Linked DNA regions of Homo sapiens: region 2 is linked to region 1. A link is a contact called in ENCODE Hi-C data. All regions are on one chromosome and are shown on one strand. Each heading gives the region's core, a stretch centred on a gene start or an enhancer-like site at or near the end of the contact. The rest is flanking DNA. Distances are from core to core; before and after follow the strand shown. Region 1 overlaps KIDINS220 (kinase D interacting substrate 220). Region 2 has its middle 96 kb from the start of MBOAT2.

What was found. Hi-C counts contacts between places; a loop is a spot of excess contacts on that map. Pooled maps may share reads with other maps.
Region 2: a pooled map shows a loop between it and region 1 (6-fold over the local background). The contact joins two enhancer-like sites. A Hi-C loop is called at or near these places in 8 of 37 single-sample maps with no recorded cell type and 2 of 50 pooled maps.

What each region holds. Positions count from the first base shown.
Region 1 is chr2:8,801,617-8,806,580 of GRCh38, forward strand. It overlaps KIDINS220 (kinase D interacting substrate 220), which reads right to left. Exons shown (of 30, transcript NM_020738.4): 7 at 4,655-4,753; 8 at 1,314-1,511. Among named protein-coding and RNA genes, the nearest start is that of KIDINS220, 34 kb to the right of the region's middle. RefSeq lists an enhancer at 2,241-2,290. Within about 2 kb of position 2,520, at least 11 of the 41 ENCODE cell types and tissues checked have a DNase peak (open chromatin) inside an H3K27ac peak, as active enhancers do.
Region 2 is chr2:9,096,909-9,101,864 of GRCh38, forward strand. No RefSeq gene overlaps it. Among named protein-coding and RNA genes, the nearest start is that of MBOAT2, 96 kb to the left of the region's middle. Within about 2 kb of position 2,548, at least 2 of the 41 ENCODE cell types and tissues checked have a DNase peak (open chromatin) inside an H3K27ac peak, as active enhancers do.

The sequences.
Region 1 (4,964 bases), core at 1,270-3,769:
CAGGTAGGCAGGGCATGATGGCTTATGCCTGTAATCTCACCACTTTAAGAGGCCAAGGCAGGAGAAATCACTTGAGGCCAGGAGTTCGAGACCAGCCTGGTCAACATAGTGAGACCCTGTCTCTCAAAACAAAACAAGAATTAGCCAGGCGTGGTGGCATGCACCTGTAGTCCCAGCTACTTGGGAGGCTAAGGCAAGGAGGATCGCTTGAGTCTAGGAAGTTGAGGCCACAGTGAGCTGTGATCACACCACTGCACTCCAGCCTGGGTAACAGAATAACACCCTGTCTCAAAAAAAGTGATCACGTAACTACTTCGGATTAAGTAGTTGAAGACCTTCCCGAGGAGGAAACCTTGAAGCTGAGGTGAGAATGACAAGAAGGAGCCAAGATCAGCATTCCAGACTAAGAGCACAGCTGCTGCAAAGGCCCCACAGCAGGAACAAGCTCAGTGCATTCAAGAAAGGGAAAGAAGCAAACATGGCTGCAGGCTATGAAAACTGGCAGAAGAGGGGTACAAAGTGGGGAGAGAGGTTGGGCAAAGACAATGTCATGTCATGTCTATAACTAAAAAGATAACATTCATCCTCAGTGCAACAGGAAGTCTTGGATGACTTTAAACAAAGAAGTACACACGAGATTTATTGTTTTAAAGATCACTCCAAGATCAGAGTGGAGAACCCAGTTGCAAAGCTACTGCTTTGACAGTAGCACCACCAGAGACAGTGGCTTCAGCTGGGAAGTGATAGTGGAATGAAGACAAGTGGACAGATAAAGGATTTGTTTTGGAGTAAAGTCAACAAAGCCTGCTGGAGGGCAGATGAGGAAAAGAGAGAAATCAAGGCTAATGCACAGGATTTGGGGCTTCAACAAGAGGCTGAATGATGGTACCACTTGCTGAGATGGAGAATGAGGGAAAGCAGGTTTGGGGTGAAAAAAGCAAGGCATCTGTTTTATTGTAAGTTTAAGAGGCCAATTAGACATTCAAGTGGAGCGTTCAGGTAGAGGTGGATCAGTAAGTGTGAGCTCAAAGAAGTTAGGGCACAAGAAAGCACACCTACAGTGACACATCAAGGTCAGTCACAGACTAATAGCACATGTGACATTTTCAATAACAACATTATTTGACAAAAATTAAAAAGGACATTTTTCAGAACTATTGAACAGTTTTTAACTTACTAGTTTCAAAGGCAGAAATAAACTTATTTTAAAACAAGTTTATGTCATGCATGAGAATCTTGAAAGGTAATAAGACACTAAGGTCACCTTTCATCCACTTCACCACTAGGAGACAAATGTGAAATAGATGACCTACCCTGTCAGGTATGTTCACATATGTTCCAGCGTCGAGCAGATCCTGCACAATCTCCGTATGTCCCTCCTTTGATGCAATCATCAAAGCTGTATTTCCATCTTTATCTGTTAAGTTTACATTTGGATTCCTCTTCAAAATTTCTTTTACTGACTGTGTGTAACCTCCTTTCACTGCCACAATAAGTGCAGTCATTGAATTCTAAAAACAACAACAACAAAAACAAAACAAAACGCAAGCCCAAGAAATTAATGTATTCTAGAAAATATATGATTTATGCCATAATCATAAAACTAATGTTTTCAAATAGGTGGCCTATTATTGTCATTTCCAATAGTAAAATGCCAAAATAAATAGCAAGAAACATACCAAAAATGGCTAGGAGGTATCTTTTGTTTTTGAAAATACATTAATGATCTTCAGTCATTAGAGCTATTATGAAGTTCAGTTATTTAAATGATAATCTGAAATTGGACTCATTTACAATAAACTAACTCAGTAATGAAGGATAAAATAGTTGGCAGGGTGACTATTTTAACACCTATATAGAATGTGTTTATATATAAACACATTCTAAATTAAATAATCCAAAGTCAGGTGAATCAGACTTCAAGAATTCTTTATAATAAAACCCATAAAAAACACTAAAGTAAACAATGAATTAATAGCCATGAGCTATTTCAAGAAAAGTGTAATATACTGTTTGGCTTTCATAGTAACCTAGAAACTACATTTTCAAAACCTGTCTTATTTTAAGTAATTCTTTTAAAAATTGCACATCTATTTTATAACAATAAATCAGGCCAGGTACGATGACCCACACCTATAATCCCAAAGCTTAAGGAGGCCAAGGCAGGAGGATCATTTGAGGCCAGGAGTTCAAGACCAGCCTAGGCAACATATGAGACTCTGTCTCTAAATAAACAAACAATAAATCAACTAAGAGAAGAATGTGACTCACTACCAGAAGTAGTATTAAAACTGCTTCTTGAGATGTTCATCTACTTCAAGCTGTCATACAATTTCCCTATAGAAATATTTTGGGTCAGCCCCCAAAATTGAGCTGTCATTCTCCCACATATTAAAATAACACAGCCTTTTCAAATTCTTGAGCCATCAATCATCACAGAAACAAGCCACTTGTTCACTTGACCAACTGTCCAGAGGAGGCAGGTGGAAGGTATGTCATCTGCAGCTGCCTACGGACTATGCTGCCTCCACCAGCACAAAAACAGGGCCTACGCCTTGAAGGTTTGCAATGAGTCAGCTCCTGCCAGTATGCAAACAGGAGGAACTGGTTGATAGTGTGCCAAAAAGTATGACATAAAGAGTTTACTCTTGTTTCACTATGACCCAAGATCTGGTACTGTCTCTTCTCAGAATCCTTTATGATCCACTCATGTAACATACTAATTCTATAAATAGCAGTCTGTATTATTTTAACTGTTTCTTATGCATAAATATTGTTTCTTTTAACCATATTCTTATAGGCTCAAGGGAAAAGTGATATCAGGCTTCTTCACCTCTCCAACACAACTGGCACAGGCTGGGGAATGAGGAATTAAAAATTGCTAATCAGTAAGATGTATCTAACCAGTTTTTAAGCTTTCTGGCTTCTGACAGCTGATTTCTGATTTTTAAAAATCTGTTCATTGAAGAGGGAAAATAAGGCACAGCTAAAAATATCCCAAAAATTACAATATTACTTTAAATTTTATAAGAAAAATATTTTAATGCAGCACAATGTTTTCCCCAATATTAAAAACCATTTGATTTGAACAGTTTATTAAACAATTTGTACTACGTATAGGAAAAAACAAACTCCATTTCACATAAATTCTTACAACACTAAATACTTCTATGACCAGATGTGTGGGGTTTTTCCACATCCATCAAGCAATCAATTCTGCAGCAGACACCAGCTGGGTATTCTCCAACTCAATTCTGACACTACCTACCTGGAGGTAGCATCAGACCCCACAGGCAAGTGTTCGGTGCCCAAGACTGCCCCCGCTTCCCATGCCAATGAAAGCTCAGGTTGTCTGACTGGCTGTAAATTGGAGCTCCCACAACCCCCTCCTTGGCTTTGATTGATTTGCTAGAGCAGTTCACACAGTTCAGGGAAGTACTATTTACCAGTTTCCATAAGGGATATTTTAAAGGATAGAAATGAGCAGGCAGATGAAGATACACATAGGATGAGGTCTGAAAGGGTCCTGAGCACAGGAGCTTCTGTCCCCATGGAGCTGCGCTATGCCACCCTCCCAGTACGGGGATGTGTTCTTGGCCATCTTCCTGGAAGCCCCCTGAACTCAGTCCTTTTGGGTTTTTATGTGGGCTTCATTATGAAGGCATGATTTATTAAATCATTGGTCAATGATGATCAATGCAATCTTTAGCTCCTCTCCCCTCCCCAGAGGTGGTGGGTTAGGGCTGTGAGTTCCAACCCTCTGAGCACATGGTTGGTGTCCCTGGCAACCAGCACCTCAACCAGTGGGGTTATCTAGAAACTTTCCAAAAATAACCTCATTAACATAAGCTCAAGTGTGGTTAAAAGGGGCTTATGATAAGTAACAAAAGACTATATTTCATCTTTATCACTCTGGAACTGATCCAGAGCTGTTTCAAGAACCCAGGACAAAAGGCCAAATATAACCAAAGATACTCTTATTGCTGTAGTCACTTATGAAATTACACAGGTTATAGGAGCAGTCAGCCAGGAACCACGGACAAAAACCAAAATATGCACAGCACATTTTGATTAATGACAGATGGCATATATGACATAAGTTCCATAAGATTATGATACTGGACTTTCATTGTACTTTTTCTGTGTTTAGGTATGTTTAGATAAAGAAATACCATTGTCTCCCAACTGCCTGCAGTATTCAGTACGGTAACACACTGCACAGGCCTAGAAGCAACAGGCCATACCATAGAGCCTAGGAACGGAGTAGGCTATACCAGCCAGATGTGTGTAAGTGCACTCTATGATGTTCCCACAATGGCAAAATCACCGATGACACATTTCTTAGAACGTATCCCTGTCATTAAGCGACACATAACTCTCTATATATCACACTAGGATCACTGAAAGCTATTCTTTATACTTTTAGCCTCCCCAGTTGTGTGTGCATTAGCAACAGATCCTTAAAAGCATCTATTTATAGTATATATGTTTATAATATAACATTCTTAGAGTAACAGGAAATGCTTGTTTTCCTGTTACTATCATTTTAGAACTAGAGGGAAATTTCTCTAGGCATACACTAAAGAAATAAATTCTCTCTCTTAAAATAAAAAACATGTTTCTATTGCCAAGCATTAAAATATAAGATACTTACAGCTCCTTCTTGATCCACATCAGCTCCCATGGCCAATAAATGTTTCACACATTCCAAATGACCCTTTCGTGCAGCCCAAACTAAAGGGGTGGTTCCATACTATTAAAACAAACAATAAATTTAAAATTATTATAAAAAGTATACTCAAAGAAACTAGCTCTTAACATGAATTTTAATAAAAATCTTACTTTTTATCATTCTCATAAAACTGTATACATTTATCGTAATTGTAATCTTAGATAAATCCTATTTCTCCCATTTTATTTCTCCTGAGTAGATTAACCAGTCCATGAAATGTCTTTTAACCAAC
Region 2 (4,956 bases), core at 1,298-3,797, 300 kb after region 1:
GGCTCTGAGCAGGCTCAGAAGCCGGGTGTGGAGCGGGAGGGTGGGGGCGCAGTGGCAGGGGCTGCTGCAGGGCCAGCTGTGCCAGCAGGGGTGGGGGCAGGGGCTCAGCGGAGCCGGAGTGCCAGGAGCTAAAGACCACCCACGCCCTCTTCTCGGAGGGCGAGCAGGCCAGGGAGAGCGACTTAAGCCACATGAACTTTCCCATTATCCCTGAAGGAGCGGGGTTCTTGTTGGTATTCTACCTGCACAGCTGCGTGAGACGCAGATATGGAAAACGGCCTTTTGGTGATCAGTCGGAGGGAAGGCCTGGCAGACTCAGTGGGGACTGGGTGGCAGGGAGGCAGGGGGAGCCTGGAAGCCCCCAGGGAGGCTGTGGGACTGGCAGGGCCCCTTCTCCAAGTGCCCAGAAACTTCCCCAACAAGACTTCAGCCTGTCCAGCAGCCCCCGGGGACTGTGTTGCGACTGTGATTACGTGGTCACCATGGTTTGTGGACACCGAAATGTCAAGAATGTCAAGCTCAATGCTCCCTGCTCCACAAGCATCTCCCAGAGCTGTGGGGAGGGTCATGACTGCCACTATTTATAGTACAGTGGCCTGCATGCGTGCCCAGCCCATTCCATCCTCTCCACGTGCACACGTGCGTGTGTGTGTGTCTGTATATCTATGTATTTGTGTATGTGTATATGTATGTGTATGTATGTGATGTATTTGTGTGTGTATGTGTATTTGCGTGTATGTGTATATATGTGTATATGTATATGTGATGTGTGTATTTGTGTGTATGTGTATATATATGTGTATATGTATATGTGATGTGTGTATTTGTGTGTGTGTGTGTGTGTCTGCCCACCCCCAAGACTTGCCTGCAGGGGTTACAATGGCTAGTCCATGCCTTGTAGCCTTATGCCTGTGGAATCATGAACACTCTGGGCCTCTATTCTCTCATCTTTAAAGGATTCTAACCCTTGGTTGTCCAACAATCAAGGAAAATAATAGATGTGCAAGGAAGCTGCCTACCATTACTTTTTAGAAAATAAGGGTGGATGTACATTAATTTACTCATGATTATCCATTCACTCATTCAACAAATGTTCTTTGTACTAGGCACTAAGAAATCAACAGTAGAGAAAAGAGAATTGACATTAGCCCTTGTTCTCAGGAAGTGGACGGTTTAGTAGGAAAGACCTGAATAATAAGCACAGATACACAGTTGTGTTCAGAGTTATAAAGGGCAAGAGCAGTGAGCTCTGTGCACGGGACTAACGGGGCGTGCGAGGAATAAACCACAAACGTGGGGCGGTGGGATGGTGGAACTGTGAGCCCAGGACAACCCTGATGGTGGGTCCAGGAGGCAGGGACTCACCAGAGGATCTGAAGCCTGGAAATCTGTCCACAGGGGGCAAGACATAAGTCTCATTAGTCAGAACAAAACCAGGATCCTGGGAATTTGTCCAAACAGGGATAAGGCCGATGGTAGCTGACAGGTTTCTGGGCACATACACCAGTATCAGGAAAGGCACAGGGAAAAGAGGGACCCAGGGACCGAACAGGCAGCCCTTTGGGGGAGCAGTAGGACCATCACAAGCCAGTTCTTGGAGAAGTACAGTGTCAAGGTCAAAGGAGGATCAGTTGCAAGACTCCCCACTGAGGGTGGGCCCCAAACCTCTGTGTCTGGGCGAGGCTGACCCTCTCCCACATGGCACACCTGCAGCTGACCAGGGGGTCTGTGCTCAGTGCAGGCACCTTCCCTCTCCTCCCCACACCCAGCAGTAGGTCCTTTGCTTTCTTGGCTCTGGCCCCAAGCACAGCCGAGGGCTCTAAAGCTGACCCTGGCGTCCCCACTTTGTGCTTCGTGATGTTGCCGGTCAGAATTTGTATGTAGTCACCTCCCGACCGGCGTGGGCAGTGCTGGCCTCCTGGACTGGAGCGTGGGCCAGATCTCTGGCCCTTCAAGGGCGCTGACACTGAGCAGGGCTGGCCTGGGCCTCCCTATACACCTCTTGTTGAGGACTCAGTGGGTTTCAGAGTCTGGGACAGGGATAGTTTAACAAATGGAGGCTCCGTGGTCCCAGACCGGTGAGAGAATGTGTGTTGAATGAATGGATGAGAACAAAAGCCAGAAGCTTGAAGATATTTAGAAATAAGATCCCCTTTTCCATATAAATGAAACACTTGAAGACCAGATTTTCCAAAGCAGTTGGAATGGCTACCCCCAAAATATCTCCCCCCCAGAGGGACTTCTAAAGGGTTAACTGACACCTGAAGGGAAGGGGCTTAACACCCCTAAAATCACAGAAAACAAATCTGGTCTGGCTCTTGGTATTCTCCTTACATCCTTAAGTAGTTTTAGACACAAAATGTCTTCCTCCCTTAAGTAATTCTAGACACAAAGTGCTTTCCTCATTTAACCCTTGTAATCACACTAGGAGGAGGATGTGATTCGTGTCCATTTTGAAGGGGAGAACACAGATTCAGAGTGGGTGGGTGACTTCTCCACAGGCAGAGCACAGACAGCCACACTTGCAGCTGCTTTAACCAACAAGCCGTGCTCCTGACCTTGGTGTTCGGCTTGGTTGCTTTGCTGTGGGTTGGTTTCGTTTGTGTGACTAAGACTTTTAAATGATTCGGCTCCTTTTGTGTGTTTGTTTTTGATCTTTGCAAGATTCTCTAATGGTTGATCCAGGGCTGCCCCTACACCGTTCTCCTGTCACATGCCCCGTTCCCCTGACATTGACATCAACCAACATAATATGCTGAAGAAGGGTCTTCGGCAGCTGGAAACTGGCCCAGGCATTGCGGTGGGCAGCCAGCAGGCATCTTCTGTCATTAGCCCTCCCTAGGGAAGACAAGTTCAGCAATGGTTCCTGGGAGAGGCTTGGGATAGGAAAAGAAAGGATGTTCCTATAGAGGAAGCAAATGTTCCAAGATACTTCCATTAATTAAGAAAATCTAGGGTAATAATACACAGTCCTCAAAGTCCTAGATTATAAAACCATTGTGTTAGGTTGAAGCAAGTATCACAAAGAAATACAGAAGGTCATTACCAAGACTTTTAGATGGCAAACATACTTAATGGAAACACCTCTTTCTTAACTCTGAAAACGCTTCATGTAGCATTCAGGCTTCCATTTAAAATTAATTGTGTGCATTCTAAGAGCACTTTTAGGACCTTGCAGAGACCCTCTCTGTAGATTACATGATTTGAAACTATAGCTAAGAAAATTTTGTGAAGTGGTGCAACTCTCAGAAATCAAACATGAATATGCATGCCAGGTGTGGTGGCTTACGCCTGTAATCCCAACACTTTGGGAGGTGGGAGAATCACTTGAGCTTAGGACTTGGAGACCAGCCTGGACAACATAGTGAGACCCCATCTCTACTAAAAATAAAAAAATTAGCTGGACATGGTGGTGCACACCTGTGGTCCCAGCTACTAGGGAGGCTGAGATGGGAGGATCACTTGAGCCTAGGAGGTCAAGGTTGCAGTAAGCCATGATCATGCCTCTGCACTCCAGCCTGGGCAACAGAATGAGACCCTGTCTCAAAAAAAATAATAATAAAAATAACTATGCAAAAAATATGACTTTATTTTTCTATATTACTAGCTCCCTCTCCTGGGGCATTCACTACTAATCTCAGTCATATTGGAGTTCCCCTGTCTTCTTTTCTCTGGGGTTCTAGGTAAGTTCCAGGGGCAGGGTGATGGTGGCAAGCATTACATAGTTCTGAGCTTTGGGAAAGGGGACGTCTCATCTTCACCGTCATCTTCACATGCTAGTTTCAACTTGTGTTATTAACAGAAACTTCCGCTGTCCCGCCTGACCTGCAGCCAAGCATCCACACAGTTTGTCCACAAGGCCCTCCCCTGGTCGCTGTCCTCTCAGTTATTCTCAGTGTTACTCTCGGACCCAGGAGCGTGATTCAGCAGCTCCTGCGCGGTGGGAGGTGGACAAAGGCTCAGTCCACTTGGGCATATCATAACATTTCTTCTCCTAGAAGCCATGACTTCTAAGGGTTGGAGCCTCCAAGCTTCTTTGGGATTTGGGACGTCCCTGAGGCACGCAGCCTGGGGAATGGGCTGCGCAGCCTGTTTTCTCTAGAACCTGAGCATGCAAGCACCACTCTTGCATTCTGATTCTCCAACCCCTCGCCTGGGAGGAGGCGAGAAAGGCTTGCCCTTCACCATATCTTCTCATCCCACATTTTCTGTTACATATGTTGCCTATGCCCTGAGTCCTTTCTGTTCCTCTAAACACCTGTGTTTGTTTTGTGTTTTTAGGTGTCATTTATATAGAAGAAAATGCGGCTGGGTGCAGTGGCTCATGCCTGTAATCCCAGCACTTTGGGAGGCCGAGGCGGGCAGATCACTTGAGGTCAGGAGTTCAAGATCAGCCTGGCCAACACAGTGACATTCTGTCTCTACTAAAAATACAAAAATTAGCTGGGCATGGTGGCACGTGCCTGTAATCCTAGCTACTCAAGAGGCTGAGGGAGGAGAATCGCTCAAACCTGGGAGGTGGAGGTTGCAGTGAGTTGAGATTGTGCCACTGTACTCCAGCCTGGGCAACAGAGTGAGACTCTATCTCAAAAAAAGAAAATGCACAGATCTTAAGCACTCAGTTTGAACAATATACAGAGCATCTCCCTCAACCCAGAAGGTTCCCCATGAAAGGGCCTAGACTTTTGAAAACCAAAAAAGTCCCCCCCTTATTTTCCTCTACCCTGCTCTGCTCATTCCCTTTGGGGAGGTAATGATCACACTCTGGCCTACCTGCAGCTCCTAACGGTGCCAAGTACATAGAGAAATGCCAAGGGCAAGGGGCAACCGTGAGATCGCATCTTAAACAGTATCCTCACATGAATCTCCCAATAACAAAGAATTATCCTCGTGACATTCACTCAGTACATTATAGTCCACTGAGCGCTCTCACTCTGTTCGTCTCATTTAACCTTA